Linked DNA regions of Homo sapiens: all the other regions are linked to region 1. Evidence: chromatin contacts called from ENCODE Hi-C or POLR2A ChIA-PET data. All regions are on one chromosome and are shown on one strand. The core of a region is the stretch at or near the end of the contact, and the rest is flanking DNA. Distances in the headings are between cores, read along the strand shown. Region 1 holds the start of SRPK2 (SRSF protein kinase 2). Region 2 overlaps LOC101927902 (a long non-coding RNA gene). Region 3 holds the start of LINC01004 (long intergenic non-protein coding RNA 1004). Region 4 overlaps KMT2E (lysine methyltransferase 2E (inactive)).

What was found. A loop is a pair of places that touch in the nucleus more often than their neighbours do. ChIA-PET counts read pairs that join two places held with the same protein, here RNA polymerase II (POLR2A). Pooled maps may share reads with other maps.
Region 2: a map of PC-9 shows a loop between it and region 1 (11-fold over the local background). The contact joins the enhancer-like site here to the promoter of SRPK2 in region 1. A Hi-C loop is called at or near these places in 2 of 168 maps with a recorded cell type or tissue (PC-9 and naive thymus-derived CD4-positive, alpha-beta T cell), 1 of 37 single-sample maps with no recorded cell type and 13 of 50 pooled maps. POLR2A ChIA-PET finds 5 or more read pairs at or near these places in 5 of 52 experiments (CD8-positive, alpha-beta memory T cell, HEK293, WTC11 and 2 more).
Region 3: a loop to region 1 is called in a map of sigmoid colon, with 4 times the contacts of the local background. The contact joins the promoter of LINC01004 here to the promoter of SRPK2 in region 1. A Hi-C loop is called at or near these places in 7 of 168 maps with a recorded cell type or tissue (PC-9, Right ventricle myocardium inferior, chondrocyte and 3 more), 1 of 37 single-sample maps with no recorded cell type and 26 of 50 pooled maps. POLR2A ChIA-PET finds 5 or more read pairs at or near these places in 6 of 52 experiments (AG04450, B cell, CD4-positive, alpha-beta memory T cell and 3 more).
Region 4: a pooled map shows a loop between it and region 1 (2.3-fold over the local background). The contact joins the enhancer-like site here to the promoter of SRPK2 in region 1. A Hi-C loop is called at or near these places in 4 of 50 pooled maps. POLR2A ChIA-PET finds 5 or more read pairs at or near these places in 2 of 52 experiments (activated CD4-positive, alpha-beta T cell and activated T-cell).

Annotation. Positions count from the first base shown.
Region 1 is chr7:105,387,185-105,390,348 of GRCh38, forward strand. SRPK2 (SRSF protein kinase 2) reads right to left here and starts at 1,737. Exons shown (of 16, transcript NM_182692.3): 1 at 1,607-1,737; 2 at 1,464-1,518. The coding sequence starts at 1,622. RefSeq lists silencers at 888-987, 1,088-1,207, 1,548-1,677, 1,708-1,777, 1,788-1,837 and 1 more.
Region 2 is chr7:104,943,088-104,946,251 of GRCh38, forward strand. All of the region lies in intron 1 of LOC101927902 (a long non-coding RNA gene), which reads left to right. Among named protein-coding and RNA genes, the nearest start is that of LHFPL3-AS2, 18 kb to the left of the region's middle. RefSeq lists enhancers at 812-871, 1,512-1,561, 1,872-2,181, 1,975-2,269, 2,502-2,571. Within about 2 kb of position 1,449, at least 37 of the 41 ENCODE cell types and tissues checked have a DNase peak (open chromatin) inside an H3K27ac peak, as active enhancers do.
Region 3 is chr7:104,989,624-104,992,787 of GRCh38, forward strand. LINC01004 (long intergenic non-protein coding RNA 1004) reads right to left here and starts at 1,542. Exons shown (of 1, transcript NR_039981.2): 1 at 1-1,542.
Region 4 is chr7:105,096,242-105,099,405 of GRCh38, forward strand. The region is part of intron 15 of KMT2E (lysine methyltransferase 2E (inactive)); the gene reads left to right. Among named protein-coding and RNA genes, the nearest start is that of KMT2E, 84 kb to the left of the region's middle. Within about 2 kb of position 1,575, at least 2 of the 41 ENCODE cell types and tissues checked have a DNase peak (open chromatin) inside an H3K27ac peak, as active enhancers do.

The DNA of each region.
Region 1 (3,164 bases), core at 487-2,986:
TTTTATGTTTCTGAGTATAACAGACTACGTGGAATTAAATCAATGCTTTGAATTAAGAGCTGTGATTAAAACACAGTACTTATTCAGAATCCTAAACATTACAGTTCTCCTTACCACTGGGTAAACTTCCATGGTTCACCAAAGGAAATCTCAAATTTAAGGTTGTAATTCACTTGAAAGCTAGCACTAATTTTTTTAAAAGCAACCAAAACTACCAAAAATCCAGTCCATTTTAACATCTTATGAATTCAATATCCAATTTTTACCGACCAATTAGTTCTTCAACTCTTTAGGAAGTGCTTTCCCCTTACTCTAATGGTTTTTTCTTTTTTTTTTTTTTTTAAGGTATTTTTAAGTCACTATCCACATTTTGTGAAACTGAAGGACCAAGGCCAACGAGAAGGGGAAAAAAGTGAGCGTGCTGCGACGTACCCCTCAAAGGAAACAACCAAAAATGTTTCTGGATTTTATTAAAGATAATGCTGGATTCTCGTTCCCCACAGTACCAAAGATGCCACACAGAGTATTCTTGCTCAAAAGAGCGAAGCAATTAATCTAGAGGAAGAGATAACGATGTCGAACGCTGGTAAATCAAAAAAATTAGGAGAGAGGAGTGGAAAAGGAGAAGACGCGGCGGCGCTGTGCGGTCTCGGAGCAGCTCTCCAGGAAAGGGTTCTTGGGCAGCGGCCCCCCTGCTCGGGTGAGCGGCCAGGCTGGAGGTGGCCGCCACGGGCGCGTTTTCCACTCCGACCGGCTCCCGCGCACACGCCCACCGCCCTGCGCAGCCCGCGACCCCGGCGCCCGCAGCGCACCCAAGTCACGCTCAACCCGAGCGGAAAGTTTCGAATCCAAACCCGAGAGCCGAAACGCACAGGTCTCGGGGCTGAACTCGCGCCAGGAACACGCCCGAGGCAAACCACTTGACAACCAGCTTAGGTTCTCAGCAGAAAGGCCGACAGGCGGGGGCCGGGGAGGAAGGGGAGGCGAGACACACGCCCTCCCGCACACTCGGCCCCTCCGCCTCCTCGGCCCGCGGCTCAGGTGGGAGCAACGCAGCCGCTGCACTCCCGCAGCGGGCGGGCCGGAGCCCAGCGGCAGACGCCGGGGCCCCTTCCGGAAAGGGCCGCGACCCCCGGGCCAGCTCGCGGGCAAGGGACGGGTGCGCACGCCCTGCCCGGCGCCTTTCCGCCGGCCTCCCGCCCGCCGGCCGGTGGCGACCCGGGGCGGGAGGTCGCGGGGTCGAGGCTCCGTGATGCTAGGGAACCGGCCGCGGCCCGCGCGCCCCTCCCCCGCCGCCGCCCCTCCCCCCGGGCCGCCCGCCGGGGGCAGGAGCCGAGCGCCAGCGTCCCGGGGGACCAGCCCGCCCGCCGGCCCGGGGACCCGGACAACTTTCCCCTGCGCGGCCGCGGGCGCCCCCGACGGGGCGGGGGTGGGGAACGGGGACAGGCGCAGCGTGGACTCACTTTTTCGGATGTTTCTCTCTTTTCGGCCTCCGCTTTCGGGCCTGAATGGCCAGCACTGGGGAAGAGAAGACACACATTAACGGTCGGGCCGCCCGCCCGGGCTGGCCGCGTGGCGGGGAGAGGGCGCGCCGCGGGCCACTCACCTTTCCGGGAGCTCATTCCGACGCGGCGGAAGCGGGGCGGGGGGCTTCGCGACGGCGACGCGGGCGCCGAGACGAGCTGGGCTGCAGCCTCCACTCGCTCCGCCGGCCGGGAGGAGACGAGAACCGCGCCTGCGCCGCCGCCGCCGCCGCCGCTCCAGCAGGGACCCAGCAAGACCCGCCCCCGTCCGGCCCCGCCCCCGCCCCGCCCCCACCCGCCGGCCCCGGGGGTCGGGACCCCAGCGCCGCGCGCCCAGCGCCCCGCGCCCCCGCCCCACCCACCTGTGCAGAAGTGGCCGCCGCCCATGGCCGCGCTGGCCCTCGGCCTCCCCCACCCCAGCCCGCGGCCCGGGCCTCCGCCTCCTGCGATCCTGCGGCTGGCCCAGGCCGCCCGCCTCTCCCGGGCACCGGACCCGCGGGACCCTCCCTCCCCGCCGCGGCCTCTCCCCTCCGCACCCCGGCCGGTCGCGCCGCCCGCTGCTCCATGCGCCCGTCCTTGGCCGGCGCCTCCGCGGGTCTCGCACCACCTCTCTTCCCGCGGCCTCTTCTCTCCCTTTGCTCCTCTACATCCTTGCAACCCCATGAGCGCCGCTTCCTCCTCTCCGGCAGGCGTGGAAAGGGCACACGACCAAAAGCTGGGAAACCTGGGTCCGCGATTAGCGGTGTGACCTTGGAGAAGTCATTTTCTCTCCCACCTCTAAGTGCCCTCCAGGATTGCATGAGTTTAATGAAGGAAAAGATACAGATAGCATTCAAGGTAGGACAAAGGTTTTGCACATGAATTGAAACTCGCTTCCGTAAACACCAGGTGTATAACAATTCAAAACAACAATCACACCAAGTAGTTATTTTCTGCATCCTACAATGAGGAAACTGAGTCCCAACGAGGTTAAAAAGTTTAACCAGCCAGGATCGAAATTCAGGCCTGGCCGTCGACAAACCACCTTATCAGGCTGCCTACAAAAGATGTGAATCAAGTTGATAGTGACACAAAAAGATAACTGCAATGTTCTCTTATTTATGTAAATAATTACAATAGTTTTTGAAAGATACGCATTCTGACTATTAACTCCCTCATTGGTCACACAACTGTATCTTTGACAAGGTGGCTTACACTAAGGATGATAAATCAGAACGGGAAACTCTGCTTGGATTTTGAAGAGTCCTTAACTTTTTATATTCAAAAAAATATCAAACCCTATAGAAAAGTTACAAGGAAAATACAATTAACAGCCAAATTAACCCATATTCACCAATTTTTAACATTCTGCCACATTTGCTATCTATGTGTCTGTGTGTATGGTTTATTTTGCTGAATCACTTGAGTTTTTGTAGACACTGTTACCCTTTATCCCTAAATATTTCAGTACATATCTACTAAGAATAAAGATAATCTCCCACATAATCAGAATTCCATGATCACTCCAAGAAACTTTCATACTAATACAATGTAATCATCTGTAACATACAGGCCATATATATTCAATTTTGCAAAATATCCCAGTAATATCCCTTGTCGCTGATTTTCTTTTTTTCCCAATTAGTCTACCATTAAGGATCA
Region 2 (3,164 bases), core at 199-2,698, 440 kb before region 1:
CCTCTCAGGTTCAAGCTGATTCTCCTGCCTCAGCCTCCCGACTAGCTGGGATTACAGGTGTGTGCCACCACAGCCAGCTGATTTTTGTATTTTTAGCAGAGACGGGTTTCACTGTGTTGGCCAGGCTGGTCTTGAACTCCTGACCTCAGGTGATCCACCCACCTCAGCCTCCCAAAGTGTTGGGATTACAGGTGTGAGCCACAATGCCGGGCCCATGGGTGCAAAATTTAAGGGGCCGCCAAAAAACTCAGTAAACAAGATAAATATTTTAGTGCAGTTCTTTTAAAATTTTTGATATTTTGTTCATCGTGGATAATTTTTTATTTTTATTTTTTAGTGGTTGCATTAAAATATTGTTTATCATGGTTGCTGAGTCTTTTGGCACCCATTGGACTTTGTACGCTGATCCGGTACCTCCTTCTTCTCAATCTAGTCTCAGTCTCTGAAGAGCAGAGTGCACTCATCTCAGCTCCGATCTCTAACCAGTGCTGGCTTGTGAGAACCGGCTTGAAGAAGATTGATAGGTTGATGGTTGGGCTGGAGCGTAGAGTGGCTGGAGGCCCCGTCTACCTCTTTCAGAAAGCCACGAAAACAGATAGGCAGGGGGCCAAGTCTATTGTTCCAAAGTTTCCACAGGCCTTGAACGGCCCTTGGGCTTTGCGGTCTGGTGATCAGAGCTGTAAAGGTTTCTAAACAATCAGAGGCCTTTGATATGGTTGCCAACACCCACATTTTCCATTCTGGGAACAATGCCATCAAGGGCCACAGCCTCAGTCCCCCACCTAAGTGAGGAAGTGTCTGCTGGTTGCTGGTAGGAGCAGGTCCTGTGAGGGCAAGGGTCAGAAGGACAGAGGAGTCTTCTTATCCTGGCTGCTCGCCTTTTCCCTCTGGTCACCTCACCCTTTTGCATGTTCAAAATCTATGCTCATCTTATCTAGCCCATTCCTCTTGGCTAAAGCCAGCACACATCCTGTTCCTCTCAATGGGAGAACTATCCGGGCAATTGCATTTAAAGGTTTTCTTGCATTGGTTCGGAATTTGCCCTGGCTCTGCCCTTATTTCCTGATCCCAGTGTAGTTTCTTTATTCAGGTGTGCAAAAGAGTGAGCTATTTTGTTATGGAGGCAGAGAGAAACAACCTCAGGTTCCTCTAATAATGCCTTTAGAACTCTCTTCTGAATAACTGGGGCGTTAAATTCATCGACAAAATCCCTTTGGGAGATACACCATCTGGGGACCCCCTCAAAGGTAGATATCTGGGCTAATTTGACTGCTATTTTGCAGGAATGCAGGTGGGCAAAAGATAGTTTCCACTAGGTCAGAATGTTTTTTCCACTTTCTGTTCTTTGTTATTTTGCTCACTTCCGGTGTGAAAGCACTGAATTTCAGAATTAGATGAAACTTATAGTAAAGGCCTGCCACAAGGTCTTTGTCAACCCCATATCCTGGTGACCAAACTAGATTTCATGACGTCAATCATTTCAAAAACACAGGCTCTTCCAACGGCGTCAGCAAGCAGAAATCCTGTTCACAAACACTGTTCTAAATCAGTCTTTATTTTATTTTATTTTTTTTGAGACAGAGTCTCACTCTGTCGCCCAGGCTGGAGTGCAGTGGCACTATCTTGGCTCACGGCAACCTCCACCTCCCGGGTTCAAGGAGTTCTCCTGCCTCAGCCTCCCGAGTAGCTGGGATCACAGGTGCCTGCCACTACACCCAGCTAATTTTTTGTATTTTTAGTAGAGACGGAGTTTCACCATGTTGCCCAGGCTGGTCTCAAACTCCTGACCTCAGGCGATCCGCCCGCCTCGGCGTCCCAAAGTGTTGGGATTACAGGCATGAGCCACTGCGCCCAGCCAAATCAGTCTCTTAATACTGAGTCTGAATCTCTTGAGATTTTAGCCCCTCAGTGCTGACCTGATGGAGATGTGCCTTTTTTTTTTTTTTCCGGGGAAGTATTCACTTCAACTCCCACAACCCCCGAGGAATGACTAGTGGGTTTCTTTCCCCTCCCCTCGGGTGGCCTTGTGAGGAAGCCAGGAAGTACTGTGAGCGGCAGGGCCTGGGAGAGCCCCTGTGGCCGACAGGAGGAGATCAGCCTTCATCGCACTCTCAGAAACGGAAGTGTGGGCGTGTGTTATGTTGCTGCAGCAACCAAAGGCAACCGAGCAGCAAACCTCAGATGACTGAGCCCAGCCCATTCAACGAGGGGGAGTTTCAGGTGGCCTGTGTTCCCCAGGGACTGGGCCTAGCTCAATCGGGAAAAGTCAGCATCCAAAAGTCCTCAATGACGCAGAGGAAGCCAGGAGAAAACAGTCAATGGCTAGTCATCACTGATTCGTGGTCACAGGCGTTAGAACAGGAAGGATCTGCACAGATCAGCCTCTCCCACCCCTCACTTTCCTGATAAAGGAACTAAAGTCCGGAAAGTACTTGCTCAGAGTCCTACTGCCAGTGGGTGTGAAAGCCAGAACCACCACCCTCATTGCCTTCTGTATACATAGCTTTAACAGTTTGCAAACACTCTTATATGCTTTAATTTCATCTGATCCTGGACTGAGAGCAAATATTTGTATTTCAACCAAAAGGCCAAATGCTCAGTTTCCTCATCTGAGAGGATAATAAGAGTACTTTTCTAATGGAATTCTTTTTTTCTTTTAATTTTTGGTAGAGACAGGGTCTCACTATGTTGCCCAGGATGGTCTTGAACTCCTGGCCTCAAGAGATCCTCCCAACTGCACCTCTCAAGTGCTAGGATTACAGGCATGAGCCATTGCTCCCTGTCCTCTAATGGAATTTTTGTTAGGATTAAATGAGTTAATAGTTTGGAGATTTGAGAGACTATAATAGAGGAAACCTCTCTTCCCTTCCCAAGTTCTGAGTAATTAAGAGCTGGGCAAGGAGAAATAAAAACAAATGGGATTGGCCAGGAGCAGTGGCTCTCTCCTGTAATCCCAGCACTTTAGGAGGCCAAGGCAAGCAGATCACTTGAGGTCAGGAATTCAAGACCAGCCTGGCCAACATGGAGAAACCCTGTCTCTACTGAAAATACAAAAATTATCTGGGTGTGGTAGTACACACCTGTAATCCCAGCTACTCGGAAGGCTGAGGCAGTAGAATCACTTGAACCCAGGAAGTGGAGGTTGCAGTGAGCCGAGATCACCC
Region 3 (3,164 bases), core at 292-2,791, 400 kb before region 1:
AATAGAGAGAGATATGAGTCTCCAGGGACAGCAAAAACAATCAAATGGTAAAGAAGAGAGGCCATATTTTCTTTAACACCCTTAATTCCATCCTTATCTCTGCTCTTGGGTGCTTATACAGCACATTATTTGTAACTGTAGTCACTCTAAATTATCCCTTACTGCCTCTTTGATGAGGAAGAATGATTAACACAATGGAATGTTGGAAGGTTTAAAGTCTACACCTCATCTTTCCTGGTATCCTTGAATTTACTAGTCAGGAGGAGTTAAAATATAGTCATCTTTAAAAAAATCTCTCCCCTTTTCACTTCACAGTTCTTTATTTTATCCATATACTCTTAAGTGCAACTGCATTTTCTTTTGCCTTAACAGTTAAAGAATCCCACAGGGAATGATCATAGGCTACTCTGGTTTTCAATTTGGGGAAACCCTATACTTTAACTTGAATAAAATAACAAAGTCCTCCAAACTAATATGTGATTTCTGCCCAGAGCTCTGAAAGTCAAAGTAAAGAAATTCAATAAAGTGAGGGTAACAGGGAGTAAAGATGACTTTCAAGGTAGCCAAATGCCTCACCATCTAAATAATGACGCCCATCAATGAACAAACAAGATTCCCACTGTCCCATCTCCTATCCAGTGAAACACAGCCAACTTGATAATTTGTGCAGGGAAAGACTCTGTTTAGCTTATACCTTGAACCTAAGGGAAATTAAATTGCACATTTTCTGTTCCTGGCTAATCTTCTGAATAATGTACTGAACACAGTAGGAGTTAAGAATTAAAAATACCTGTCTGCAGTTTCAGAAACAATCACACACAAAATATTTGTTTATTTCCAGACTGATGAAAGACTGAATTTTTGGTCTCATGTATTTACTGTATTGTTTCATATATTTATCTATATGCTTTGGCTGTATTAACTTGTTGAAATAGTTTGTGGTTCTTTATATTTAGCTTTTATAAATAATTGAAAATCTAATGAATGCTTACTTAATAACCAATCTAAACTGGGGACTTCAAACATAGGGAGTCAAGTAATCTGGTTGTGTAATAAATAAGCAAGTTGTTATCTTTCAGGCTGAGGGCATATCAACCAAGCTAAAAGACGTGTGTGTATTAAAAAAAAAAAAAAGTCTACCAAACCACCATATGATATCCAAGGTTAACTATATAGGAGGTCTAATAACATTCAGAAGGTGCTAGATGAATATACCAAAAACATGCGGAATTAAATGATGAAAATTATTTACTGGCATTAGGACGGAATTTTTAATGTCAAATTTTAAAAATGGCCCATTAAAGTCCCAGCTCATGACATCTAAGTATCTGAAGACCCACTACTATTCCTTTTTCTTTTTCTGAGACTGTTACTCTGTCACCCAGGGTGGAGTGCAGTGGCATAATCTCGGCCCACTGCAACCTCTGCCCCTCGGGTTAAAGCAATTTTCATGCCTCAGCCTCCTGAGTAGCTACGATTACAGGTGTGTGCCACCACACCCAGCTAATTCTTACATTTTTAGCAGAGACAGGGTTTCACCATGTTGGCCACGCTGGTCTCATGACCTCACGTGCTCCACCTGTGTCAGCCTCCCAAGGTGCTGGGATTACAGGCCTGAGCCACCACAGCGAGCCAGATCTGCTATTCTTTTAAGTTACTAGTATTAAGTGATGCTTCTACTCTTGAGTTGCACCTCAGGATCTCAAGTTATTGGTTTGACCTTTAGGGAAAACAGTAACCGTAATAAAAAGATCACAATGTCTAAACATCTTGCAGTAATTCATTGTAAAAGTAGTAGGGTGAACTCTTACTATGCTTAAAATAACAGTTGATAGCCCCCCTCCACCTTTTTAAAAGATGCTTATGGCTGGGTGTGGTGGCTCACACCTGTAATCCCAGCACTCTTGAGAGGCCGAGGTGGGCGGATCACCTGAGGTCAGGAGTTCGAGACCAGCTTAGCCAACATACTGAAACCCCATCTATACTAAAAATACAAAAATTAGCTGGGTGTGGTGACACAAACCTGTAATCCCAGCTACTGGGGAGGCTGAGGCAGGAGAAATGCTTGAACTCGGGAGGCAAAGACTGCAGTGAGCCGAGATCTTGCCAGTGCATTCCAGCCTGGGTGATAGAGCAAGACTTTTTCTCAAAAAAAAAAAAAAAAGATGCTTATATTAAGTGGGGTGGGGGAAGGAGGGATGTATAGAAGTTGGTTAAATGGTACAACAGTAAAGTTAGAAGGAGTAAGTTCTACTATTTTACAGTACAGTAGGAAAATTATAGTTAATAATTTATATTGTATATTTCAAAATAGCCAGATTTGTAATGTTCCCAACACAAAGATGTTTGAGGTGATAGCTATTCCAACTACCCTGATTTGATCATTACACATGGTATACAATTATGAAAATATCACATGTGCCCCTAAAACATGCACAAATATTATCTATATCAATAAAAAGAAAGAAGTAAAGTGTTACATTAAGTGGGGAGTTTAGAAATAAAGCCTTCTCAGGCTGGGCACGGTGGTTCACGCCTGTAATCCCAGCACTTTGGGAGGCCAAGCGGGCAGATCACAAGGTCAGCAGATCAAGACCATTCTGGCTAATACGGTGAAACCCCGTCTCTACTAAAAAAGAAATAAAGCCTTCTCTCTCTCAACAAATCTAAACACTCCTAAGAAGAGATACTTTCTGGGCTAACAAGACTTTACCTGTTTGACAAGAAAAGTTTAGGCCATCAGAATATTCTAATTTTCTTAAAAAGAAAAATCCTCTTTCAGCGGTAGGTAGGTAAGATAAACTCCTAGAGTTCTGTAATTTGGTCACTTTTTTTTTTGGTTTAGGATTTAATGTTTGAAAAACACTTCTGCTAGAGAGGTTCTGCTTTTGACTTCTTAAAAGAACTAAAACCGGCCTTAAAGTTTATGCTGTAAACAGAAAAGCTAAAATGGGTATTAGACAGTATAACTGAGTTTACTCATAGCTAGGCTTCAAAGTGCCTGATTTCAAGGTGACTTGGAAATTTACTTTGTGTCTGCCCCTCATTTAAAAAATAAAGAAGCCAAGAAGCTGGTTTATTTCAATCTTTAGGCAACTCCTCTAGGCCAATGATTTTACAATCTAACATTCATTTATTATTCTAAGAATTATGTATATTATTAA
Region 4 (3,164 bases), core at 325-2,824, 290 kb before region 1:
AGGCTCAAAAAAAAAAAAAAAAAAAAAAAAGACACTTCCTCCCCCATTTATAATGGCATGAAAACTGTCTCCTTTGTAGTTTTAAAATATTTCCAAAATAATTTTTCATAACCCTCATAATGTACTTTGGGAATACAATCTTGGTAATATTTGATGGCCTATATTATCAGATTGCTTAAAATTGAGTCCACAGAAGATGATTCAGTGTGGTCTTCATATTTAAAAGGACGGACATTTGAGAAACGGTGAAAGGGTATGACAAGGAAGTCACGTAGGCAAGAGATTCCTGGACTTGTCAAGCAGGTATTATAGTCTAGTCTGGAATTTTTATACCACCACAACATAAACTTCATGAGGGAAAAAACTTTCAGTTTTATTCATTGTTGTAGCCCTAGCTCCTAGGGGAATAAAAAATGGTGGGCAAAAAAGTAGACCATCAATAAATGAGCTAACTGAATGTTTATAACAACCACTTGAGGAAAGATAGACAGACAGATACAGGCCCATGAATGTGAACTGAATGAAGCTTCCCTGTAGTTCAGGTAATGGATGATCTGGAGGCCTTGCCCTGAATTGTGCAGGATTCCCCACAATTTTCTCGGCTTTCATCCTTCACATCAAGTATTCCACGCAAGTATAATTTGAGATGCTTTGTGAAAAAGAGCCGTGACCAGTTTACTGTGATGAGCACTATACTATATTCTTCCTTTTCAGATTACCAGTGTACATGTGTTTAAAAACTTGACACAATTGTCAGATTTTCCTAAACTTGTATACCCTTGCAGTTTCTTGTGGATAACACCTTTGACCCCCACAGAGTGTTATTCAGTGGAACAGACTCTGTGGGAAAACACTGCAGAATCCATGCTGTTACTAAATGTCTCTAGGAAAACTTGACTGACTTCATTTAGAAAATCACTTTAGAATATGCAATGCTTTAATAATAAAATAGGATAAGTTTGTTGCCAGAAAAGTCATCTGGTGACAGGATTTGAGATGTTATCCAACTCCCTGTTCTGTCCTCCGTTGATGCTGATTTTTTTTGTAAGGTCCTGTTTTCTCTAATTGTAGAGACTGGGAATTTTATTTCTAAAGATAAGTAATTAATGACATTGTGGTGTTAGTGAAAGGGAACCTGTTTATTATTTTTTTCATTTTTTTTGAGACGGAGTCACACTCCGTTGCCAGGCCTGGAGTGCAGTGGCACAATCTTGGCTCACCGCAACCTCTGCCTCCCGGGTTCAAGTGATTCTCCTGCCTCAGCCTCCCAAGTAGCTGGGATTACAGGTGCCCACCACCACGCCTGGCTAATTTTTTGTATCTTTAGTAGAGATGGGGTTTCACCATGTTGGCCAGGCTGGTCTTGAACTCCTGACCTTGTGATGATCCACCCACCTCTGCCTCCCAAAGTGCTGGGATTACACGCGTGAGCCACTGTGCCCAGCCACCTATTTTTATTAGGTACTCAGTTCAAACAAAATGAGGTTAATCAGCTTTAACTGCCTTCTAATAAATTCAAGATTTCCAAAATTGTTGAAATGCTTCCAGTTAGTTACATGTCTTTAAGTAACGTGATACGTGCTTGACATAATGTACACATGGTTCTTACTCATTTAAAAACAATGTGAGTGCTTGCCATTTGAGATATCGGATGAGCAAAGAAGGAAAGGTCACTGCTCTGGAAAAGCTTTCGTAGAGAATGGGGTAGAGGAAATAACAAACGAGTATCAAAATAATAAAGAGTGCCATGAGTATAAATTCCATCATCACATGATAGAGGAAATGGAGACACCACACAAGCCATACGTGTTATTTTGGAATGATTTTTATTAGTAACAAATAATCTTACCCATCTTTTTAGATTTATAAGTTTATCTTTGTTATATAAAAGGGTAACAAGTTTTTTTGAGCAAGGAATCATTTAATTTCTCTATTTCAAGACCAAAGAAGAATAGGGTGATTTTGTAGGTGGGCTCTGGCTTTCCTTTTCCTATTTTTTTTTTTTTTTTTAGATAAAGACAGGGCCTCGCTCTGTTGCCCAAACTGGAGTGCAGTGGTATGACCAATAGCTTACTGCAGCCTCCAACTCCTGGACTCAAGCAATCCTCCTGCCTCAGTGTCTGGAGTAGCCAGAACTACAGGTGCATGCTACCATGTTCCACTAATTTTTTTGTTTGTTTCCTGAGACAGAGTCTTGCTTTGTCACCTGGCTGGAGTGCAGTGGCGCAATCTCAGCTTACTGCAACCTCCACCTCCCTGGTTTAAGTGATTCTCCTGCCTCAACCTCCTGAGTAGCTGGGACTACAGGCGCGTGCCACACCTGGCTAATTTTTGTTTTTTTAGTAAAGACAGGGTTTCACCATGTTGGCCAGGATGGTCTTGATCTCTTGACCTCATGATCCACCCTCCTCGGCCTCCCAAAGTGCTGGGATTACAGGCATAATAAACCACTGCGCCCAGCCTAAATTTTTTTGTGGAGATGGGAGTCTTGCTTTGTGATGGGGATATTATTAAGCAGACTGCTTATAGGAAATTACAATGCTTGGTATTTACTCTTGGAAAACCATAAACTAAGACATATGTCATAAAAACAATGTATAGATTTCATGGGAAATCTATCGAGTTTAGATTATATAGCACAGGTGTTAGGGGCTATGGAAAGTCTGCAGGGGTTAATTAGGAATCCTAATTTCTCTATCTCCAGAGTCAGCTCTAACTACCTCAAAGAATAAAACTTATTTTTCAGTTAGAGCTATAAAATGGGAGGCAAATTTTGTCTTTAAATAGGTACCATATACATGGCTGTGTCAAAGAATGTACTGTATGTAATGGTGACTAGAAAAGCTGAATGATGTATGACCTTTAAGAAATTAAAAATAAATGTAGAAAATCAGGCACGTTTATGTTCCAAAATATTTGTGTATTTTAAGATAAAGCTAGGTCTAAAGCTGTTAGGAAATGTTTAGTGCTTAAGCTTTATTCTTACCCAGCTGTAGTAATGTAGGAAGAGTTTTGCTTTATGTAGCGGCAGTAATTGGAAAGAAGAGTAATACAGAAACCAGGAAACCTGCATAACCTGCATAGTAATTATGGCTCTGCTTTTGAATGAGTCACTTAATACACATGGGCTTTGGTTTCTTCAGCAGTATTGGACCACATTATTT